Linked DNA regions of Homo sapiens: all the other regions are linked to region 2. Evidence: chromatin contacts called from ENCODE Hi-C or POLR2A ChIA-PET data. All regions are on one chromosome and are shown on one strand. Each heading gives the region's core, a stretch centred on a gene start or an enhancer-like site at or near the end of the contact. The rest is flanking DNA. Distances are from core to core; before and after follow the strand shown. Region 1 has its middle 16 kb from the start of APOBEC3A. Region 2 has its middle 11 kb from the start of MGAT3. Region 3 has its middle 4.8 kb from the start of APOBEC3G. Region 4 holds the start of APOBEC3H (apolipoprotein B mRNA editing enzyme catalytic subunit 3H). Region 5 has its middle 21 kb from the start of APOBEC3H. Region 6 holds the start of APOBEC3C (apolipoprotein B mRNA editing enzyme catalytic subunit 3C). Region 7 holds the start of APOBEC3B (apolipoprotein B mRNA editing enzyme catalytic subunit 3B).

Region 1 (3,256 bases), core at 640-3,139, 500 kb after region 2:
TCCAAAGCCCCTACTGAGGAAAGACAAGTGTGACCAAAAGGCCAAACAGGAAGGCGACAGGACCAAGCAGGAAGGAGTCAGCACAGGGTAGAAGGTGACACCAAATGTTCTTGGCCAGGAGAAGGAGCTTTGAGAAGCTCAGCTGGAGTCAACGTTGGGAGGCATCATCAGAGAAGGGAGCACTGAGGCCTCGGACAGGGCAGGGACCCAGAGGGAAGGAGACCAGAAAAGGGGAAGGAAGAGGCCATCTCAAAGGCAAAAGCAGAGAAGACACCTTCAGGGAGGGAGGGTGAGTCGGGGAGGAGAGAGGCTTAAGAACCAGAGAAAAAAACTGCTTGGAGCCAGGTGTCGCCGATAGGGGGCTGTGGCGCCTCTGTCTCCCCACAGCACATTCCCTCTGCTTCCTGTTTCCTGGAATCTTGTATCACCTTCTCTATCCATTAGGGATCTTCGGTTTCAAGCAAAAGAAGTGGACCATAGCTAACGAGAAACGTAACAGAGCTCACGGGGTTGAAGGGTAAATTACAGAATCTGGGCTCAGGAAGCACAAGAACGAGTGACAGTGCAGGGTCCAGGAGCAGGAACCCATGCACAGCCCTGGAGGTCTCAACCACTGGGATCCACATTGCTCTGACCGTGTTTTCTGGTTTTGTCTTATTTTGTTCAGAGTCAGAGCTCCAGGGGAGTCAGATTGGGTTTGGGTTCTGAACTGGCCCTAGTCCTGGAGAGGGCAGGGGCCTGGGTTGTCTTGTCCACAAATCAATCAAGATGACAATCAAAGGAGAGGCGGTTCCCCAAAGGCAGCAGAGGAAGGGATGCTGGGCAGGCGAGTCCAACCCAGAGCAGCTACACAGCCAGGTGCTGTGGAGTGGTCAGTGCTGCCCTGGTCTCACCCGGAGCTTCTGTTTCATCTCCCCACAGCACGTTCCTTCTGTTTCCTGTTTCCTGGAATCTTGGATCACCTTCTTTACCTATTAGAGATCTTTGGTTGCAAGCAAAAGAAACTAACCATGGCTACCTAGAAACGTGGGGGAAGCTGGGTGCGCTGGCTCACACCTGTAATCCCAGCACTTTGGGAGGCCAAGGCAGGTGGATCACCTGAGGTCAAGAGTTCAAGACCAGCCTGGCCAACATGGCAAAAGCCCGTCTCTACTAAAAATACAAAAATTAGCCAGGTGTGGTGGCAGGCACCTGTAATCCCAGCTACTTGGGAGGCTGAGGCAGGAGAATCACTTGAACCCAGGAGGCGAAGGTTGTAGTGAGCTGAGATCGTGGCACTGCACTCCAGCCTGGGTGACAAAAGTGAGACTCCATCTCAAAAAAAAGGAAACATGGGGGGCGGCTCACAGAGTGGAAAGGTTAACCCTTTTCTACACTGGACAGACAGAAAAGGTTGAAGAGTTAACACCTTTCCACACTCTACAGCCATGGTCCAAGGAGGAGGCCAACAAGATCATGGCACGATTGTAAGCATCATCGGTGGAAAATCAAAAAGGTGGAACCATTTGGCTGCCACATGAAGAAGATGTTTTTTGGAACGGCATTAAGACAGGAAGATTCGGGAGAGGTAAGTCATCATGACCGAGGTTGGTGAGATGCACGTTCCTATAAGTACGGTGATGTAAACCCCAAAGACTGGGTTTTCAACATTTAGATTCAATCTATAGACAGGACATGGGAGGCTGAGATATGTTCACAAAATTAATATAAACATTCTCAACCTTAATAATGTGAAGGCGAAAGTGAAAGAGGTCAAGATGGAATGAGGAGGGAGGCTGGAAGAGGAGTGAGGGAAGTGTCAGCGGCTGATTCACAAGGTTGAGTCAAGTGATTCTGCTTCTTGTTGAGTTTCAGCAAGCACTTGAAGCTGTGGGCGTTTGCCCACGGGGGACCTGAGGGCACTGATGCAACTACATGAGGAGGGGAGAGGAGGGGAGGGGAAGTTCTGGAGAATTATAAGAGCGAAACTCTCATATTCGCGGAGGGAAGGCAGTAGATACCATCAAGAGCTAGTAAATCAAGAAATAGTGGTTCCCCGAGGAAACCACCCAAGGAACTAAAACCAGAGGGTCAGTATGACTGACTCCGAAAACCGGAAGCAGCCTAGAGGAGAAAATCCTCTGCGCCGTGTTCCCTTCTCCAGGATGTTGTCTTAACTAGTGTGTGTTATATCAACAACTTTTAACCTCATCCACAATGTGAAATAAAACGATACTATAACCAGGAATTAGTAAGAAAAGCACAGACTTTCATCAGAAAGCACCATTAAGGGAGTAAGGGAGTGAAAAGGCCTATCATAGACTCGGAAAAGATGTCTGCACTATATCTACCTAACAAAGAGTTTATCTCCCAAATATATAAGGAGCTCCAGAAAATCAGTAAGAAAAAGAGCCCATTATAAAATGGGCCAAAATCTTGAAGGAGCAGCTTACAAAAGTGGATATCAAAATGGCCTGTGAACCCATGAAAATGTGGTCAACCTCATTAATCATCAGAGAAATGTAAAGTAAAACCACAGTGAGATACCACTAGCCCCTCCCCACCAGGATGGCTAAAATCCAAAAGACTGACAACATCAAATATTGTCAAGGATGGAACTCTTTTACATTGCTGATGGTAGCATAAAAGGGGCAGCATAGAATGTTTAGTTGCAGCTACTAAAGCGAAACAAGCATCTACTCCATGACTTAGCAATGCCACTCCTAGGTATTATAATATCCAACTGAAATAGATGCTATGTCCACCAAAAGGCTGCATAAGAACGTTCACAGTCTGGGCGCGGTGGCTCACGCCTGTAATCCCAGCGCTTTGGAATGCTGAGGGAGGCAGATCACCAGAGGTCAGGAGTTTGAGACCAGCCTGGCCAACATGGCAAAACTCCATCTCTGCTAAAAAGAAGTACAAAAATTAGCCAGGCGTGTTGGCATGCACCTGTAATTCCAGCTACTCGGGAGGCTGAGTCAGGAGAATCCCTTGAACCCAGGAGGTGGAGGTTGCAATGAGCAGAGATGGTGCCACTGCACTCCAGCCTGGGCAACAGAACGAGACTCTCAAAAAAAAAAAAAAAAAGAACGTTCATTTCGCTTTATTCATGACAGCCAAAAACTCGAAATAACTCGGTCTGTCCAGCAACAATGGCATATATTAAAATATATTATAATATATAAAATTATTTTAATATATAAATTATATACAATGTAATTTTAATATATTATAATTTAAAATATATATTAAAATATATTGTGAATATGTTATA
Region 2 (3,045 bases), core at 208-2,707:
TTTTTTTTTTTTTTTTGAGACGGAGTCTCACTCTGTCACCTAGGCCGGAGTGTGGTGGCTCGAACTTGGCTCACTGCAACCTCTGCCTCTCGGATTCAAGTGATTCTCCTTCCTCAGCCTCCCAAGTAGCTGGGACTACAGGCATGTGCCTCCACACCCAGCTAATTTTTTTTGTATTTTTAGTAGAGACAGGGTTTCACCATATTGGTCAGGCTGGTCTTGAACTCCTGACCTCGTTATCTGCCTGCCTTGGCCTCCCAAAGTGCTGGGATTACAGGTGTGAGCCACCGCGCCCGGCCTCCTCCCAGGTTCTTTAGCGCCTCCTCCTATGACATGGTTTCCAGACCTTTCCATCCCAGTTACTCTCCATTTGCCCTCCCCCGACATGTCCTGACTTGCATAGATGCACACAAAGGGTCTCTCACCTGCCTTGGCTGCCCTGCGCTCCGTTAACACGGCCTGCATCTGCGGCGAGAGCTCTGGCCACCACACACACTTCCTGCCAGTTGCTCTGCGAAGTGCAATGAACTGCAACTAGAAAGCTCAGGGGCTCAAACAAATTCAGGTTTAAAACAACCTCAGCCACACTATGGTATAGAAAAGGGAAGGAATAGGAGGCGGAGCACAGGCACTAGCGGAGCAGGTGCAGTTCGGGCTCCGGAAAGAGCACGGGGATGATAACCACAGAAGCAAACCCACATCACTGACCACGGGCTGGCATCATCCTGCATTGTCACGCCAGGCCGTGATGTTGGGCATGGCAGCTAACAAGACAGACCTGGGCTACCTGGGCCCAACTCCGAGATTCACTGACTCACTGTGTGACCTCAGGCAACTTGTTTGCCCTCTCTGTGCCTTCATTTCCTCATCTGTAAAGTGAGGAATGTCATAACAGACCCCGCCTGACAGGGCTGTTGGGAGGCTTGCATGAGTTGCTAGATGCAAAGTGCTTAGAACGGGGCCTGGCACAGAGCAATCGTGTCTGCCCTTCCTTTCTCCCCATTTTTCAGATAAGGAAACAGGCATGAAGCAGTGAAGTTAACTTTCCCAAGATCAGGCAGCTAATGAGTGGCAGCACCTGTGCTGGGAGGCCACTGAAAGGTTCACGAGGCCTCTAGGGGTTGGAGGAGAGGAAAGATCCACCCTGGTTTCCCCCCTGCTACCCTCAGTGAACATCACTGTCTGGGGACATTTGCTGCACTCCAGAGTCTGTGAGGCCGAGGCGGGGCCAGGGAGCGGCTGCTGTGTGGCGCCCTCCGCCTTTCGGAAACCCCAGGCAGGGCCAAGTGTTATCACCTGCAGGAGGAGCAGGCCCAGCTCATTCCCGGGAAAACACCCTCAGGGACGGGGACAGAGCCGGGGCCTCTGGAGGAAATGGCCTTTGGTTACGCTGGGGCCTGTCCAGAGCCCGCTTATCCTCCTCTACTCACCCCCAGCTGGGCCTCGAGCCTCCTGGGCCTCTTCTGCAAGCATGGGGATCACCATACACTCTGCTGCCCTGCCCCACTGGAGGCTGCCAGCAGTTAAGGACGGCTCTGAGGCTTGGGGTCCTTGGGTGGGAGATGTCTGCCAAGATGGCTGCAGGGTCCCCTCCCTCCCCGGCCCTGGCAGCATGTCCACCATTTTCCCCTCCCTGCAACCTGGGCAGGCCTGTGACTTGCTTTGCCCACTAGGATGAGGAAATGTCCAGGCTAGGCCTCAAGTGGCCTTGCAATGTCCTTTTCCTCCAGCTTGGAGGTCAGCAGCTATGGAGGGAAATCCAGGGGGAGAGCGGCCCTGGACCACACAGGGAAGAGAGGGGCCGCCTCCCCCAGCTGTTCCAGCCACCCCTGCCAGGCGTTGGGCCTGGGAGGGAGGCCAGGGGGCCGCCCCAGCCAACACCGCAGAGACAGTGACATGGCAGGCGGACCAGGCACAAGGCCTGCTCCCACCGGAGGTCTGGGTGAGTTACATCGCCTTTCCTAGATTTGGATCCCCCCAAAGAGGGACAGTAAAAGCACCAGCATGGTCTGGAGTGATGGTGCAGGATGAGCGAGCCTTGTGAGTGGTGCTTGTGACACTGGCCCAGGGGCTGTGTCGGAGAAACACCAGCCGTTTTCACTACTATTAGAGGCTTGGAGACGGCTGAATCCAGGCAGACCCTCCCCGGCTGGACAAAGTCTCCAGGGAACGGAGCAGCAGGATTCTAACAAGGGCTGCTGCTGTGGGGACACTTACTGTGGCCATGTCTCAGCATGAACCACATCACTTTTGAGCCTTCCACCGTCTCATGAGGGGTATGACGTAGCCCCCACTGACTGCAGCTGGCAGGAGAGAGACTGTTTCTAAATCAGGTCGGGATGAAAGTCACTCCTTCCTCACAGGGCCAACCCTCCAGCTCCTAGGAGGATTCAGGGCCCTGGTGATTCCTGCAGTGTTCTTGCCACCAAGCTCATCCTACAGGTGGACAAGCTGATGCTCAGAACTGGAAAGTGACTCGTCCAAGATCACACTGTGCTGCCATGCAATGTGATGGCCATGTGGAGCTGGTGGCCTGGTCCAGGCTGGCCAGGCTAGGACCAGACTCACAGCTCACAGCAGTCCTGACAAGGCTAGAGGGTCTGGAGCCATGGCCCTGAAGGCACAGAGAAGGCGCCCCGTGGATCCCTTCTCAGATTCCTCCTGTTATCCCCCTGGCGCGTGTTGCTGCTGGCTGTCAGAGGACGCGCTTAGGTTTCCTTGTTTGTTGTCTGTCTCTCCACTGGGCAGGGCCTTTCTTTGGTTCCCAATCAGAGCTGAGCGCACACTAAGTGCTCGATGCATATTCGCTGGAGGAATGATTGGATGTCGCTGGTCTGAGATGGATCAGATGGGGCCAGACTGGCAGTGGGGAGAGCTGGCAGAGGCGCTGGGAAACAGGGGAGGTAATGGTGGCTGGGGTGGAGATGGGAGGCTGGAAAGAGGAGATGAGACCTGCAGGACCAGGTGTTGTCTGGGATGTGGCATGGGGAGGGAGTTGTGGGGCTGACTCCCAGAGGTCTGATGGGGAAGGCTGCCCCTAGACTG
Region 3 (3,324 bases), core at 218-2,717, 370 kb after region 2:
CTAAACAGATTAACTAATTGGACCTTTTAAAGACCTGAATAGCAAACATTTGTCATCTATTATCTCTAAAGGCAGCCATTATGAGACTTCAAAATAACCTTGGTCTCCACAGTCTTTTATCTTAACTTGAACATTTCCTTTCTATGGATGCCAGGTCTCTAGACAAACTCAACCCATCCTCAACCAGAAAATGTTTAAATTTACCTGTAGCCTGGAAGCCCCCCAACCCCGCTTCCCTCACTTTGAGTCGTCTGACCTTTCAGGACTAAACCAATGTATTTCTTTTCTTTACTTTTTTTGTTTCTTTTTTTCTTTTTTCTTTTTCTTTTTCTTTTCTTTTCTTTTTTTTTTTTTTTTTGAGATTGTGTCTTGCTCTGTCGCCCAGGCTGGAGTGCAGTGGGGCAATCTTGGCTCACTGCAACCTCTGCCTCCCGGGTTCACGCGATTCTCCTGCCTCAGCCCCCTGACTAGCTGAGTTTACAGGTGCACACCACCACGCCCGGCTAACTTTTTGTGTATTTTTAGTAGAGACGCGGTTTCACTATGTTGGCCAGACTGGGCTCCATCTCCTGACCTCGTGATCCGCCCGCCTTGGCCTCCCAAAGTGCTGGGATTACAGGCATGAGACACCACGCCTGGCCTTTTCTTTTCTTTTTTTTTTTTTTTTTTTGGAACAGAGTCTTGCTCTGTCCCACAGGCTGGAGTGCAGTGGTGTGGTCTTGGCTCACTGCAACCTCTGCCTCCTGGGTTCATGCAATTCTTCTGCCTCAATCTCCCGAGTAGCTGGGATTACAGGTGCACACCACCACACCCGGGTAATTTTTTGTATTTTTAGTAGAGACGGGGTTTCACTATGTTGGCAAGGGTGGTCTTGAATTCCTGAACGCGTGATCCACCTGCCTCAGCCTCCCAAAGTGCTGGGATTACAGGTGTGAGCCACCGCGCCCAGCTCCTGTATTTCTTAAATGTATTTGATTGATGGCCCATGCCCCTCTAAAATGTATAAAACCAAGCTGCACCCCCACCACCTTGGGCACATGTTCTCAGGACCTCCTGAGGGCTGTGTCACAGGCCGTGGTCACTCGTATTTGGCTGAGAATACATCTCTTCAAATATTTTACTGAGTTTGACTCTTCGTTGACAGGCCCAAGATCCAGGTGCCCACTCCCTGTCTCCTCGGAGGGCCCGCGCTTCCGGTTCTCTGGCACCTCTGGTTCCTGGTTGCCCTTCTACTTTCTGTTCTGCTTTCTCAAAAAGCTCTGAACATCTCAAGCCTCCATGTAGTACCCAATTCTACTTTTCACTGAAAATCTTACTTAAACACCAACTTCATCACTGAGTGTTTTCTTGGCTCTTTCTCAGTCACGTTCCCTAGGCTGTGTCCTAGCCCAGAGCTGCACTGCTGGGAGGGATTTCAGAAGGGAGGGGCATGAGGAGGCAGGAGGGCTGGGTGCTGTTGGGTGTAGGAGGAATGAGGTGGGTGGAGCACGCAGGAAGGTCTGAGTGGAGGGGCTGTGAGGGTCAGGTCGGGACTCCCCTGGGAGACAGACACATAGGACAGGAACCCCTGCACTCCCCACTCAGGCCCGCCCACAGTGACTGTGGCTTGTTGCCATGTTGCCCTGTTTCTCCCAAAAATCAATATATTGAAGCCCTAACCCCTCTACCTCAATGTGTGGTTGTATTTGGAGACAGGTCCTTTTCAACAGATGATTAATTAATTCATTAATTAATATTTTTAGAGACGGAGTCTCACTCCGTTGCCCAAGCTGGAGTGCAGTGGCACCATCTCGGCTCACTGCAACCTCTGCCTCCCTGGTTCAAGCGATTCAAGCCTCAGCCTCCCGAGTAGCTGGGATTACAGGCACCTGCCACCACGCCCGGCTAATTTTTGTATTTTTAGTAGAGATGGGGTTTTGCCGTGTTGGCCAGGCTGGTCTTGAATTCCTGACCTCAGGTGATCCACCCGCCTTGGCCTCCCAAAGTGCTGGGATTGCAGGCGTGAGCCACCGCACCCAGCCAACGGATAATTAATTTCTTTTTATTTTTTATTTATTTACTTTTTGAGATGCAGCGTCACTCTGTCTTCCAGGCTGGAGTGCAATGGCACGATCTCAGCTCACTGCAACCTCTGCCTCCCGGGTTCCAGCGATTCGCCTGCCTCAGCCTCCGGAGTAGCTGAGATTACAGGCGTCCACTACCACGCCCGGATAATTTTTTTATATTTTTAGTAGAGACGGGGTTTCACCATGTTGACCAGGCTTGTTTCCAACTCCTGACCTCAAGTGATCTGCTGGCCTCAGCCTCTCAAAGTGCTAGGATTACAGGCGTGAACCACCACGCCCGGCCGAGATGATTACTTTAAACGAGACCTCTAGTGTGGGCACAAATTCGCTTGGCGGGGGTCCATCAAGGAGAAGGGTGGCCAAGTGCCCTGGCTCATGCCTTTAATCCCAGCACTTTGGGAGGCCGAGGTGGGCAGTCAGGAATTCGAGACCAGCCTGGCCAACACGGTGAAACCCCATCTCTACTAAAAAACACAAAAATTAGTAGAGTGGTTCTGGGCACCTGTAATCCCAGCTACTCAGGAGGATGAGGCAGGAGAATTGCTTGAACCTAGGAGGCAGAGGTTGCAGTGAGCAGTGATTCTACCGCTGCACTTCAGCCTGGGCAACAGAGTGAAACCTCCTCTCAAAAAAAAAAAAAAAAAAAAAGCCTGGATACAATGGCTCATACCTGTAATCCCAGCACTTTGGGAGGCCGAGGAGGGTGGATCACCTGAGCTCACAAGTTCAAGACCAGCCTGAGCAACATGGAGAAACCCCATCTCTACTAAAACTACAAAATTAGCCGGGCGTGGTGGCGCATGCCTGTAGTCCCAACTACTGGGGAGGCTGAGGCAGGAGAATCGCTTGAACTCGGAAGGCAGAGGTAGCAGTGAGCTGAGATTGTGCCACTGCACTCCAGCCTGGACAGCAAGAGCAAAACTCTGTCTCAAAAAAAAAAAAAAGTTGATATTTGGAGGCAGAGAGATCCCAGAGGTGCAGGTGCAAAGAGGAAAGGCCACAGAGGACACAGCCAGAAGAGACTCTCTGCCAGCCAGGAGGAGCGGCCTCAGAGCAAACAACCCAACCCACCCCGCGAACGTGTACTTGCAGCCTCCAGATCTGTGAGAAAATAAATGCCTGCCATGTGGGCACGTGACTCGGGGCATCTTCTGTGGAGGCCACAGCATGAAGGGGTCATTTTTATAGAGAGTCTCATTCTCTAATAACTTACATCTGCCTTGAAAATATTGAGTCAAATTTAAAGTGTGGAGAAGAG
Region 4 (3,309 bases), core at 105-2,604, 350 kb after region 2:
ATTAAAAATAAGAAAAGTGAATAAAATTCTCCCCTTCAAAATAAGAGCTCTTAATATTTCAGTTCAATTAATTCCTGGCATTTTACCTATTCATGTTATTTTATTTTATTTTTTTAGTTTTAGTAGATAAGGGGGTCTCCCTGTGTTGCCCAGGCTGGTTTGGAACTCCTGGCCTTTAGTGATGATCCTCCCCTCTCAGCTTCCCAAAGTGTTGGGATTACAGGCATGAGCCATTTTGCCTGGCCAGGCAGGAAAATGGCGTGAACCCAGGAGGTGGAGCTTGTAGTGAGCCGAGATTGCGCTCCAGCCTGGGCAACAGACTGAGACACCCCTTCTCAAAAAAACAAAACGAAACAAAAAATCAGGGTAGCACTTCCATCCCCAGGCCCAGGCCACTCTTCTAAGTGCTGAGAGGATCTGAGCTCACGTGAGGCTGCCCTAGGCCTGCAGGGGCCATTCTCATCTTACAGAGGAGGGGCCAGAGGTGCAGAGAGGTGGGGTAACCTGCCCAGGCCATGGAGCTGGGCCACTTTCCTGGCCAGCCCTGCCAGCCTCTGCATCACGGGCCCTGCAGGAGGGAGCCTTTGGGAACCAGGCTCTCTTCTTCCTAAATTTTAAAATAAAAGCATTTCTCCTGATCATTGAGTTTTTCCGTATATTCCGTGTTACTGGTGTCATTATAAACGGTGAATGTGAATACTGATCATGGAGGAGGAGTGTGTGTTCAGGGTCATCTGCATCCTCCTCTGCCCACAGTGGAGACATCCTTGGAAGAGATGATTTGCCTTGTGCTTCAGAGATCATTGCCTCCCCACACCCTCTCCTAAGACTTTGTATTGAAACAAAGTAATCTTACACAAAGTTCATCAAAGCACTGTGAACAAAATTCCAGATTGCTCCCATCATCCTTTAGTTCAGTTCTCCCAGTTCCAGAGCCCAGGAATGGCAGGAAGCACACAGAGAGAGCACCCTCCCAAGGTGGGGAGCACTAGCCCAGCCATGACTCTTAGGGGAGAGTCTCAGCAGGGGTCTTGGGCTGGTGCAGGCCGGGGAGGCGGCCCGTTCAGAAGCAGCAGTGGGGTGACCACACAGCAGGGCAAAGAGCCTGGGTGGGAGTGGGGATGGCAGGGGAGCCAGAGGAGAAGGAGCCCAGGGCTGGGGCTGGGGCAGCGGGAGGCCAGGGCTGAGGCACAGAAGGGCTGCCAGGCAGGAAGTGGCAGCAGAGGGCCCAGTGGACAGAGTGGGCGGCAGTACCTGATCTGTGCTTCTGGCCACAGCTTCCTTAGCAGACTTGCCCCTGCTTGTCTGAGGCACTAAGTTTCACTTTTGGCAGCTCTCCCAAAAGTCACAAAAGGTCAGCTCTCCCAAAAGTCACAAAAAGTCACTGCTTGATGAGGGTGGCTCCACCCTCTTCCTTTTGTGGGACTGGAGTGGGAGGGCCCTGGGGTGCTTCAGATCCCTCAGGCTCCTTTCTTTCTCTATTTCCTCGGGCTTGGCAGGGGAAGTCTGATGGAGGTGGCTCACCTCCCATCCTCCCACCCCCAATTCCCTCTCCAGGTACAGCCAGACTCAACTCCCTCCCCAGGTATAGTTTACAAAAGAACAAAGGCCAGATGCGGTGGCTCACACCTGTAATCCGAACACTTTGGGAGGCTGAGGTGGGCAAATTACAAGGTAAGGAGATGAAGACCATCCTGGCCAACATGGTGAAACCCCGTCTCTGCTAAAATACAAAAAATTAGCCAGGTTTGGTGGCCTGCGCCTGTAGTTCCAGCTGCTTGGGAGGCTGAGGCAGGGAAATTGCTTGAACCTTGGAGGCAGAGGTTGCAGTGAGCCGACGTCGCACCACTGCACTCCACCCTGGCAACAGAACGAGACCCTGTCTCAAAAAATAAATAAATAAATAAAAATAAAAAAGAAAGAAAAAAGAAAGGAATTGATGGCTGGTCACGGTGCCTGTTATCCCAGCACTTTGGGAGGCTGAGGCAGGTGGATTGCCTGAAGTCAGGAGTTCAAAATCAACCTGGCCAACCGCACTCCAGCCTGGGCAATAAGAACAAAACTCCGTCTCAAAAACTAAACTAAACTAAAATAAATGAAAGGAATAGAAGCCACAGAAAGGAGCAGGGATCCAGACCAGGGCTGACACCATAGACCAGATGCCACTCCCCTGGTGGACAGGGCAGGCTGCAGCCCCCTCCCCACCACCCCACTGACCTTTGGCATTCAGCCTCCTGGCAGGACCCTGAGCCTGATGTGAAATGAGCACTGGGGTCAGGCTCAGGACTGCATCTCCAGCGGATCCAGTGCCCATTATCTAGCCCAGTCCCCAGATAGCACTGGGAGGGGAGGGCAGTGATCCTGACAGTCAGAGGAGGTCCCAAGCACAGAGAGGCTAAGATACTGTCCCCACGTCACACAGCAAATCAACAGCAGAGCTGGAGTGCTGGCCAGGACTTCCTGTGTCCCTTCTCCCCCACAGCTAGCTACTTTGAGGTTCTTCATTGCTCCATGGAAAGGAGCAGGAGAGGAGACACGAGGGAGGGGACTTACTGCTCCTAAAGGGCCTCCCAGGTCAGAGATGAAGGACCTGGACTTCACATTTGCATTCTGGAACCCATGTCCTCGTCTTCATGCATATCAACCAACACCCTTCAGATCATAAACACCAAAGAGCCAGGCCAGGTGCTGTGGCTCACGCCTGTAATCCCAGCACTTCGGGAGGCTCAGGCAGGCTGATGACCTGAGGTCAGGAGTTCGAGACCAGCCTGGGCAACACGGTGAAACCTCGTCTCTACTAAAAATACAAAAATTAGCCAGGCGTGGTGGCGGGCATCTGTAATCCCAGCTACTCAGGAGTCTGAAGCAGGGGAATCATTCGAACCTGGGAGGCAGAGGTTGCAGCGAGCCGAGATTGTGCCACTGCACTCTAGCCTGGTCGACAAGAACGGGACTCTGTCTAAAAGAAAAGAAAAAGAAAAACCAAAGAACCCCTAGGAAAGTTGAATCCCAAGGGCGAGGACTAGGGGCAGTCACTGCGGAGTCTAGGTTCCACACCAAGGAGTCCCATTGAACCTTGCCCAGCTTGTCCCTCCATATCCTCCCGCCCTGCACACCCTGACAGCCCTCTAGACCCTGCATGGCCCCTGGGGTCACAGGAGCTTGGGTGAGAATTTAGAAGGTTCCTGGGAATGGCATCCCCTCCACCCTATCTGTCCTAAATGTTGGGGCTACAGTCCATGGAAGATTCCAGAATGAGCGGGGTCCTGCCAGGAGAGACATCAGATCTGCACACTGTAGTGCTGGTTA
Region 5 (3,296 bases), core at 266-2,765, 330 kb after region 2:
CACCACACCTGGCTAATTTTTGTATTTTTAGTAGAGATGGGGTATCACCATGTTGACCAGGCTGGTCTGAAACTCCTGACCTCAAGCGATCCGCCTGCCTTGGCTTCCTAAAGTGTTAGGATTACAGGTGTGAGCCACCATGCCTGGCCTAGTTGTCTATTTGTATCTTTTCCCATACAGACATTTTAGATTTTATGTAATCAAATAGATCTATATTTTTGTTGAAGGTCTCTGGATTCTCTCTTTTAATTATAAGGATTTTCCTAATTTCTGTTTTGTACATGTCTTCTGGATTTTTTTCTAAGATTTTAATTTTTTACATTGAAGCTCTGAGCCATCTGGAATTTATTTTTGCATATGGTATGAAAAAGGACTCAATTTTCTTCCAGATGGATAGCCAGTTGTGCCAGCACCATTTATTAAGCAGTCCAGAGTGTCCACCGAAATTAAGGCTATTGAGGCAGAAATAATTTGATAAAGGTTTATTGGAAGCCAAATGTGATGATCGACCCAGGAAGACACACCAACAAGGTTGGGGGTATTTCAGAGTCTGTCACAAGGTTTTTTTTAGGAAAGTTTAAAAGAAGGAAGGGGGAGCTGGGCGCAGTGGCTCATGCCTGTAATCCCAACAATTTGGGAGGCCGAGGTGGGTGGATCACCTGAGGTCAGGAGTTTGAGACCAACTTGACCAACATGGTGAAACCCTGTCGCTACTAAAAATACAAAAAAAAAAAAAAAAAAATTAGCCAGGCATGGTGGTGCATGCCTGTAATCCCAGCTACTTGGGAGGCTGAGGCAGGAAAATCGCTTGAACCCAGGAGGTGGAGGTTGCGGTGAGCCGAGATTGTGCCACAGTACCACAGCCTGGGTGTCATGAGCAAAAATATATCTCAAAAACAACAACAACAACAACAAAAAACAATGGAGGGGGACTCCTTTCCTTAGAGGGTACAACACAGAGGTTACCATCACCATCATGGGGTACAGATGACATCATACAGGATAAGAATGCCTACACACAAGACAATCAGTCGAACTTCAGACTTCAGCTCACCTTAAAAGAAATCAGTGTCCTATTTAGTGTCTGCAGGTTACACACTGATCAGTACATCAATCATTTGAGAAATTTATGATAAGATTCTTTAGTTGGAGACGCAATGTTACCATCGAGTCAAAAGACTGTTGCAGAACCCCAAAGGGTAGGTTTGAGTACCTGACACGCTGTAAGCCAAGCACTGACATGTGGGCGCTTAGGAGCAGAGAAAGGTTTATTCAATTTGGCCACGGCCTGAGGATGGGAGACCCAAACTCTCGAATCTGACCTTCCTTTGTAAGGTGGGTAGGGCGGGAGGTGAGATTCCCCCATGATCAAAGCTGTTTGCGTCCCTTCGTCAATCAAACTTCTGGACATCGCCAAGGAGGTCGCATGACCTCAGGATCTTCATTCTTCAGAAGCAAAACAAGTTCATGAATCTTGCAGGCAGCCTCCAGGGGGCAGAATGTGACGTTAATCAATTACTAGTGAATTGGTGAACACCCTCTACTTCAATGACCACATGTGGAGGAAGAAAAGAACAGAGAAGAAAATAAGTAACCAACATCTTATGGTTGTTATAGCATAGGCTGGGTTACAGCTCCCAAGGTGGATTGCTTTGGAAGCCTGCTTACTGTTGAACATGACTTGAAGGTTATCAACAGTTATTCATTCAATTACTCATGAATTTTCTGGGCAGCGGGTGGGGGATTCCCCGAACTGAGGACTCTTTCCCGTTTCGGACCATACAGGGTAATGTATAGATGTTGCCATGGCATTTGTAAAACTGTCAAGTCACTGGTGGTAGCGGTAGCGTCTTTTAGCACAAGAATTAATTTTAATTAGCATATAATGAGCGGTGAGGATGATCAGAGGTTTTGGCAGGTTTGGTCCGGGCCTCTTTACCGCATCCTGTTTTATCAGGGGGTCCTTGTGATCTGTAACTTGTGAAACCAGCCCTGCTGAACTACCTCAATATGAAAATAGTCTTAACCTTTGAGAAGAAGCCTTCGGTTCTAATTGATAGCCATATTTCCTGGTAATAATGTTGTAATCAACATCTTTGTATATTCCTTAAGCACTTAAATACTTAAAAAAGGGGGCTGTGTCAACCCTGAAGAGGATTACTGAGATTTTACTCATCTCCGTCCTGCATGATAAAAGAAAAATACATCCTGTTATTCCAGCAAATTGATGTTTTAATTAAGAGATCAAGGCCGGGCATGATGGCTCACGTCTGTAATCCCAGCACTGTGGGAGGCTGAGGCAGGTAGATCACCTCAAGTCAGGAGTTCTAGACCAGCCTGGCCAACATGGTGAAACCCCGTTTCTACTAAAAATACAAAAATTAGCTGGGCATGGTGGCGAGCGCATGTAATCCCAGCTACTCGGGAGGCTGAGGCAGGAGAATCACTTGAATCCGGGAGGCGGAGGTTGCAGTGAGCCGAGATCGCGCCACTGCACTCTAGCCTGGGTGACAGAGTGAGATGCTATCTCAAAAAAAAAAAAAAAAAAAGAGAGAGATTAAAAGTCTTAGATTTGCCTGTCTATTCCTATGCCAGTATCTGTCTGTCTATCTGTCAACGAAAAGAGTCAAACTCTATAAAATATTTGAATAGATTTATTCTGAGCCAAATATGAGTAAGCATGGCCCATGACACAGCCTTCAGGAGGTCCTGAGAACATGTGCCCAAGGTGGCTGGGGTGCAACTTGGTTTTATATATATTTAAGAAGGCATGAGACATCAATCAAATACATTCGAGACATATATTGGTTTGGTCCAGAAAGGCAGGACAATTCGAAGTCAGGGGGCTTCCAGGCTATAGGTAAATTTAAACATTTTCTGCTTGACAGTCGGTTTAGTTTGTCTAAAGACCTGGGATCAACAGAAAGAAAATGTTGAGGTTAAGATAAAAGATTGTGGCTGGGCACAGTGGCTCACACCTGTAATCCTAGCACTTTGGGAGGCCGAGGCGGATGGATCACCTGAGGTCAGGAGTTTGAGACCAGCCTGACCAATACAGCGAAACCCCATCTCTACTAAAAATATAAAAATCAGCCAGGCATGGTGGCACGCCTGTAATCCCAGCCACTCGGGAGGCTGAGGCAGGAGAATCTCTCAAACCCAGGAGGCGGGAGGTTGCAGTGAGCAGAGGTCCACTGCACTCTAGCCTGGGTGACAAAACTAGACTGTGTCTCAAAAATAAATAAAATAAAATAAAATAAAAGACTGTGAAGACCAAGTCTCTTTTGAAGTCTCAT
Region 6 (3,165 bases), core at 149-2,648, 430 kb after region 2:
TCCCATAGGTTTTTAAATTGGAAGTAGAATGTGCCTGGATACATTGCCTTCATCGGGTTTCTGAAGGCACAAGAGAGAAACCCCAATGCAGAGACCCCCGCACCGGAGTCCTCAGGGCTGATGCCCACTGAACACAGCTGCCTGGACGTCCCTGGGCTCTGGGCCTCCCCCATCCCTCCACAGCCCTGAGAATGTCTGCTGCTTTCCCAGGCAGGAAGACGGGGAGAGAGAAAGAGGAGGGGACGCTGGCAGGGGCAGCAGGGCCGGGGTGACCTCTCCTAGCTGGAACCCCAGCTCTGGGGCTACCAATGGAACACCCTCAACCTCCCAGTTTTTCTGCTACTTTTTTTTTTTTTTTTTTAAAGACGGCATCTCGCTCTGTCCCCCAGGCTGGAGTTTGCAATCTCAGCTCACTGCAACCTCCACCCCTCGGGTTCAAGGGATTCTCCTGCCTCAGCCTCCCAAGTAGCTGGGATTACAGACGCCCGCCAGCACCCCTGGCTAATTTTCTGTATTTTCAGTAGAGACGAGGTTTCACCATGTTAGTCAGGCTGGTCTCAAACTCCTGACCACAAGTGACCCGCCCGCCTCAGCCTCCCAAAGTGCTAGGATTACAGGCATAAGCCACCGTGCCTGGCCTAAAATAAGAGCATTTCTCCTGATCATCATATTTTTTCCTACACTCCATGTTGCAGGTGTCATTCTGAAAGGTGAACGGTGCTCACAGAGGAGGAGCCTGTGTCTGGGGTCGTGTGCATCCTACTCTGCTCACAGTGGAGGCATCTTTGGAAGAAGTGACTTATTTTCTGGTACAGAGACCATTCCCTCCCCCACACCCTCTCCTAAGACTTTGTATTGAAACAAAGTAAATCTTACAGAAATTGCACCAAAGCGCTGAGAACAAAATGCCTGATTGCTCAAATCATCCTTTGGTTCAATTCTCCCAGTTCCAGAGCTCCCAGGAATAGTGGGAAGCACACAGAGGAAGCACCCTCCCAGGGCGGGAAGCACCAGCCCGGGCATGATTTTCGGGGGAGAGTCTCAGCAGGCGGACTGGGCTGGGGCAAGTGGGGAAGGTGGCCCATTCAGAAGCAGCAGTCGTGGGACCACACAGCAGGGCAAGGAGCTTGGCTGGGAGTGGGGGCAGCGGGGGAACCAGGGGGGAGGGAGCCCAGAGGTGGGGCTGGGGCAGGGGGAGGCCAGGGCTGAGGCCCAGCAGGACCGCCTGGCAGGAAGTGGCAGGAGGGGCCTGGCGGACAAAGCGTGCAGAGGTACCTGATCTGTGGATTCATGTTCAGCCTCTTAGATATGCTTGTCCCTGTCCCACTCTTTTCTGAAGCGCTGTGGCTTCTCTTCCTGCTTACAGCGTCCTTGCAGTTGAGCAGCCCTCTTTAAAGTGACCTCCCAGGGCCTTGTGAATCATGGCCCCTCCCCATTCCTGCTCAGGCACTGGTGTGGGAGGCCCCGGGGTGCTTCATGTTTCTCTGGCTCTGGCCCTCTTTCTGGTTTTCTCCGGGCCCCTCCTACTGGCAGAGGAACCTCCGATAAAGACAGGCTGCTCTGTCTTTATCTGTCCTGGGCAGGACCCAACGGAACTGCAAAAAGAAGAGAAAGAGAAAGAGAAAGGCATTGCAGCCTGAGCCTGGGACGCGGGTCCAGACCCAGCTGAGAGAGGGGCAGGTGCCCCGTTGCCTGGTGGTTGGGCAGGCTGGAGCCCCCTCTCCACCACCCCCTCCCCAGCCCTAATGTGTGCCCAGAGCTTTGAGCAGCACCACCCTGTTGAGTGAGGGGAGGTTTTGAGACCCCAGTGGGGAAGGAAGTGTGGACTCCGCACAGCACAAGCGAAGGCTTAGGTGTGCCTCGAGTTCCCAGCTGTGTGCTGAGTCCATCGCACGCATCCCCTCTTCCAACCTCCCAGCTTCCAGAAGGTGGGGGGCAGTTCAGCCCCTCAGAGATGTGGGCGGAGGATTACCTAGGTGCTGAGGCAAGAGACTGAAGGCACAAACTGTTTCAGTATAATAAAGAATATACTTACAATAAGAATAGTTATAATACAAATTAGATACAGAGATGATCATGGACATTATCAATCATTAGTGTAGATATTATTAATCATTAGCTTTTAATATTACTCTTTATTGTATTACTAATATAACCAAGAAATAACCGGTGGGTATAGGGTCAGGTGCTGAAGGGCTGTTGTGAGAAGTGACCGAGAATGCAAGAGGTGAGCCCTCTGTCACACCCGCATAAGGGCTACTGGAGGGCTCCTTGGTCAGGCGGTAACGCCAGTGCCTAGGAAGGCATCGTTACTTAGCGGACCACGAAAGGGAGTCTCCCTTTTCTTGGAGGAGTCAGGGAACGCTCAGCTCCACCAGCTTCTTGTGGGAGGCTGGATAGTATCCAGGCCTGCCTGCAGCCATCCGGAGGCCTAAACCCCTCCCTGTGATGCTGTGCTTCAATGGTCACGCTCCTTGTCCACTTTCCTCCTGTACTCCTGGTCCCTCTTTGAAGTTCTCAGAAGATAGCGGTAGAAGAAATAGTGAAAGTCTTAAAGTCTTTGATCTTTCTGATAGGTGCATAGAAGAAAACGCTGACGTATACTGCCTTCCCTCTCTGCTTCGGCTACCTATAAGGGAAGGGCCCCCTGTCCTATGATCACGTGACTTGCTCGACCTTATCAATCACTTGGACGACTCACCCTCCTTACCCTGCCCCCCTTGTCTTGTATGCAATAAATAACAGTGCACGCAACCATTTGGGGCCACTACCCATCTCCGTGTCTTGATGGTAGTGGTCCCCCGGGCCCAGCTGTTTTCGCTTTATCTCTTTGTCTTGTGTCTTTACTTTTTACGATTTCTCATCTCCACACACGGGGAGAACACCCACTAAGCCCCATAGGGCCAGACCCTACATCAGGGACTGCGATGTCTGCGACATCAAGCGGTGGAAGCAAGTGTCTACAAACAGGCTCACGGCCCACAGGGACCTCTCAAGGGGTTCCGTGTGGACCAAGAAAATGTGAAACACATACACACACAACTTTCTGATTATTTAAGTTCATCTAAGCATATTTTGGAGGAATGAATGTACATTGTATCCTTGAAATAATCTTCCTAAATAGATTCCTTTAAGGGGAGTTTGTTCTTGTGGGGGAAAGAAAGA
Region 7 (3,225 bases), core at 694-3,193, 460 kb after region 2:
CTCCAGTCCTCTAATTCCTGCAACACTGCCTGTGATTCGATTGAAGTTTGGGTGGTACCTGGCCTCGAAAGACCCCTGTGTCCCAAAGGAGATTTGAGCGGCCCCTCTTTATTTTCACTTCATAGCACAGCCAAGTGTAGCTCCGACCATAGAGGATGGGTTCGTTTTCAAAGTTGTCGTAGAATGTGTCTCGATACATCCGCTCCATCGGATTTCTGAAGGCACAAGAGAGAAACCGGCCCATGCAGGGAGCCCTCCCGGGAGTCCTCGGGGCTCATGTCCACTGAACACAGCTCCCAGGATGGCCCTGGGCCTCCCCGACCCCTCCACAGCCCTGAGAATTTCTGCTGCCTTCCCAGGCAGGAAGACTGAGGGGAGAGGAAGAGGAGGGGATGCTGGCAGGCGGGCTGGGGTGATCTCTCCCAGCTCGGGTCCAACTCTGGCCTTTCCAGGGGTACATTCCCCACCCTCCTAGTATTTCTGCCAACCCACTCCCCAACCCATTAGGAGAATGCAAAAGAGAATAAAACCCTTCACCCCTAAAAAATAGCTTTTAACCTTTCAGCTCAATTCCTTCCTGATGTTTCACTCTGCGTGTTAACATTATTTTAAAATCATGGTAGAACTGAATTCTGAGGCCCAGGCCACTCTTCTAAGTGCTGAGCGGGTGTGAGCTCACGTGAGGCTACCCTAGGCCTGCAGGGGCCATTCCCATCTTACAGAGGAGATGCCAGAGGCACAGAGAGGCGGGGTAACCTGCCGAGGCCACAGAGCTGGGGACGGATGGAGCAGGGGCCCCTTTCCAGGCCAGCCCTGTCCAGCCTCTGCATCACGGATCCTGTAGGAGAAAGCTGTTGGGGACTGGGCTCTCTTTTCACTAAATTTTAAAATCAGAGCATTTCTCCTCATCATTGCACTTTTTTCCCACATTCTCACATTCCATGTTACTGATCATGTTCTTTCTTTTTTTTTTTGATGAAGTCTCACTCTGTCGCCCAGGCTGGAGTGCAGTGGCATGATCTCAGCTCACTGCAACCTCCACCTCCCAGGTTCAAGCAATTCTCCTGCCTAAACCTCCTGAGTATCTGGGACTAGAGATGCGCCACCATGCCTGGCTAATTTTTGTATGTTTTTTAGTAGAGACGGGGTTTCACCATATGGGCCAGGTTGGTCTCAAACTCCCGACCTCATGATCCGCCCGCCTTGGCCTCCCAAAGTGTTGGGATTACAAGTGTGAGCCACCACGCTCAACCACTGGTCATGTTCTAAAAGATGAAGAGTGACCTTGGAGTGGAACCTGTCTGGGGACATCTGCTCACCATGGAGTCATCCTTGGATGACACGATTTATCATGTGCTTCAGAGACCATTCCTACCCCCGCACCCTCTCCTAAGACTTTGTATTTAAGCAAAGTAATTCTTACAGAAATTTCATCAAAACACTGAGAACAAAAATGCCTGATTGCTCCAATTACCCTTTGGTTCAATTCTCCCAGTTTCTGAGCTCAGGAGTGGCAGGAAGCACACAGAGGGAGCACCCTCCCAGGGCGGGGAGCACCAGTCCGGGCATGACTTTAAGGGAGAGTCTCAGCACGGGGCCTGGGCTGGTGCAGGTAGGGGAGGCAGCCCATTCAGAAGCAGCAGTGGGGTGACCACACAGCAGGACAAAGAGCCTGACTGGGATTCGTGTGGCAGGGGAGCCAGAGGGGAGGGAGCCCAGGGCTGGGGCAGGGGCGGGGGGAGGCCAGGGTTGAGGCCCAGCAGGACCACCAGGCAGGAAGGGGCAGGAGGGGCCCAGCAGGCAGAGTGGGCAGCGGTACCTGATCTGTGGATTCATGTTCAGCCTCTTAGATACGCTTGTCCCTGTCCCGCTCTTTTTTTGAAGCTCTGTGGTTTCACTTCCTGCTTACAGCGTCCTTGCAGTTGGACAGCCCTCCTTAAAGTGACCTCCCAGGGCCTTATGAGTCATGGCCCCTCCCCATTCCTGCTCAGGCATTGGTGTGGGAGGCCCCGGGGTGCTTCATGTTTCTCTGGCTCTGGCTCTGGCTCTGGTTTTCCCCGGACCCTTCCCGCTGGCAGAGGAACCTCCAATAAAGACAGGCTGCTCTGTCTTTATCTGTCCTGGGCAGGACCCAACGGAATTGCAAAGAGAAAGAGAAAGGCATTGCAGCCTGAGCCTGGGAGGCGGGTCCAGACCCAGCTGAGAGAGGGGCAGGTGCCCCGTTGCCTGGTGGTTGGGCAGGCTGGAGCCCCCTCTCCACCACCCCCTCCCCAGCCCTAATGTGTGCCCAGAGCTTTGAGCAGCACCACCCTGTTGAGTGAGGGGAGGTTTTGAGACTCCAGTGGGGAAGGAAGTGTGGACTCCGCACAGCACAAGGGAAGGCTTAGGTGTGCCTCGAGTTCCCAGCTGTGTGCTGGGTCCATGGCATGCGTCCCCTCTTCCAACCTCCCAGCTTCCAGAAGGTGGGGGGCAGGTCAGCCCCTCAGAGGGACTGCGATGTCTGCGACACCAAGGAAGGGAGAAGGGTGTCTATAAACAGGCTCACTGCCCAGGGACCTCTCAAGGGGTTCTTTGTGGGCCAAGAAAACGGGAAACACATACACACACAGCTTTCTGATTATTTAAGTCCATCTAAGCATATTTTGGAGGAATGAATGTACATTGAAATAATCTTCCTAAATAGATTCCTTTAAGGGGAGTTTGTTCCAGCTGGAGAAGTTGTGCTCTCTGTAGAGGCTCTGAACTCCTCTGGCTACGACGACGGGAATGCAGACAGGGAGGAGGATGCGTGGGTGGTAGGGGGAGCAGCAGCGCCCCTACCTGCACAGAAGCTTGTCCAACCTCTGCACAAAGCGGACTCCCAGTGGTTGTTTTTGGAAGGTGAGTTTTCTTTTCTTTCTTTTTTTTTTTTTAAATCTTCCCCAGTATAAATCTTTTAATTTAAAAGTAAATTTTATTGTCGAAAATGCAAACTTGGGGAGGGCAGAAAGATCACACACAGGGCTGTCACTTCACACCTGGGGGGTTGCTGGGAGCCGTCCAGAAGCGCTCCTCACTTCCCAGACGGTGCGGGGGCCGTCCAGAGGCGCTCCTCACTTCCCAGACGGTGCGGGGGCTGGGCAGAGGCGCTCCTTACTTCCCAGACGGTGGGACAGCCAGGCAGAGGCGCTCCTCTGGAAGGTGAAGTTTTCTGTTGCCGTCAGAAAGAGATGGACAAAGGATAAG

The links. A loop is a pair of places that touch in the nucleus more often than their neighbours do. ChIA-PET counts read pairs that join two places held with the same protein, here RNA polymerase II (POLR2A). Pooled maps may share reads with other maps.
Region 1: a loop to region 2 is called in a pooled map, with 7 times the contacts of the local background. The contact joins two enhancer-like sites. A Hi-C loop is called at or near these places in 2 of 37 single-sample maps with no recorded cell type and 3 of 50 pooled maps.
Region 3: a loop to region 2 is called in a pooled map, with 3 times the contacts of the local background. The contact joins two enhancer-like sites. A Hi-C loop is called at or near these places in 7 of 37 single-sample maps with no recorded cell type and 4 of 50 pooled maps. POLR2A ChIA-PET finds 5 or more read pairs at or near these places in 2 of 52 experiments (GM10248 and OCI-LY7).
Region 4: a pooled map shows a loop between it and region 2 (9-fold over the local background). The contact joins the promoter of APOBEC3H here to the enhancer-like site in region 2. A Hi-C loop is called at or near these places in 1 of 37 single-sample maps with no recorded cell type and 3 of 50 pooled maps.
Region 5: a loop to region 2 is called in a map with no recorded cell type, with 9 times the contacts of the local background. The contact joins two enhancer-like sites. A Hi-C loop is called at or near these places in 4 of 37 single-sample maps with no recorded cell type and 4 of 50 pooled maps.
Region 6: a loop to region 2 is called in a pooled map, with 4 times the contacts of the local background. The contact joins the promoter of APOBEC3C here to the enhancer-like site in region 2. A Hi-C loop is called at or near these places in 2 of 50 pooled maps. POLR2A ChIA-PET finds 5 or more read pairs at or near these places in 2 of 52 experiments (GM10248 and activated B cell).
Region 7: a loop to region 2 is called in a map with no recorded cell type, with 8 times the contacts of the local background. The contact joins the promoter of APOBEC3B here to the enhancer-like site in region 2. A Hi-C loop is called at or near these places in 10 of 37 single-sample maps with no recorded cell type and 5 of 50 pooled maps. POLR2A ChIA-PET finds 5 or more read pairs at or near these places in 1 of 52 experiments (activated B cell).

The regions. Positions count from the first base shown.
Region 1 is chr22:38,940,449-38,943,704 of GRCh38, reverse strand. No RefSeq gene overlaps it. Among named protein-coding and RNA genes, the nearest start is that of APOBEC3A, 16 kb to the left of the region's middle. Within about 2 kb of position 1,889, at least 6 of the 41 ENCODE cell types and tissues checked have a DNase peak (open chromatin) inside an H3K27ac peak, as active enhancers do.
Region 2 is chr22:39,444,678-39,447,722 of GRCh38, reverse strand. No RefSeq gene overlaps it. Among named protein-coding and RNA genes, the nearest start is that of MGAT3, 11 kb to the left of the region's middle. RefSeq lists a silencer at 1-64 and enhancers at 289-478, 709-758. Within about 2 kb of position 1,457, at least 9 of the 41 ENCODE cell types and tissues checked have a DNase peak (open chromatin) inside an H3K27ac peak, as active enhancers do; they include OCI-LY7, where a contact is called at or near this core.
Region 3 is chr22:39,070,819-39,074,142 of GRCh38, reverse strand. No RefSeq gene overlaps it. Among named protein-coding and RNA genes, the nearest start is that of APOBEC3G, 4.8 kb to the left of the region's middle. RefSeq lists a silencer at 1,238-1,317. Within about 2 kb of position 1,467, at least 3 of the 41 ENCODE cell types and tissues checked have a DNase peak (open chromatin) inside an H3K27ac peak, as active enhancers do; they include OCI-LY7, where a contact is called at or near this core.
Region 4 is chr22:39,095,289-39,098,597 of GRCh38, reverse strand. It overlaps APOBEC3H (apolipoprotein B mRNA editing enzyme catalytic subunit 3H), which reads right to left and starts at 1,354. Exons shown (of 5, transcript NM_181773.5): 1 at 1,255-1,354. RefSeq lists enhancers at 1-822, 1,153-1,492, 823-1,710, 1,033-2,232.
Region 5 is chr22:39,116,275-39,119,570 of GRCh38, reverse strand. No RefSeq gene overlaps it. Among named protein-coding and RNA genes, the nearest start is that of APOBEC3H, 21 kb to the right of the region's middle. RefSeq lists enhancers at 1,571-1,720, 1,731-1,830. Within about 2 kb of position 1,515, at least 7 of the 41 ENCODE cell types and tissues checked have a DNase peak (open chromatin) inside an H3K27ac peak, as active enhancers do.
Region 6 is chr22:39,012,490-39,015,654 of GRCh38, reverse strand. It overlaps APOBEC3C (apolipoprotein B mRNA editing enzyme catalytic subunit 3C), which reads right to left and starts at 1,398. Exons shown (of 4, transcript NM_014508.3): 1 at 1,276-1,398; 2 at 1-60. The coding sequence starts at 1,292. RefSeq lists a silencer at 1,108-1,157 and enhancers at 1,268-1,377, 950-1,567, 1,297-1,591, 1,568-2,186.
Region 7 is chr22:38,981,065-38,984,289 of GRCh38, reverse strand. APOBEC3B (apolipoprotein B mRNA editing enzyme catalytic subunit 3B) reads right to left here and starts at 1,943. Exons shown (of 8, transcript NM_004900.5): 1 at 1,820-1,943; 2 at 59-215. The coding sequence starts at 1,836. RefSeq lists a silencer at 1,760-1,809.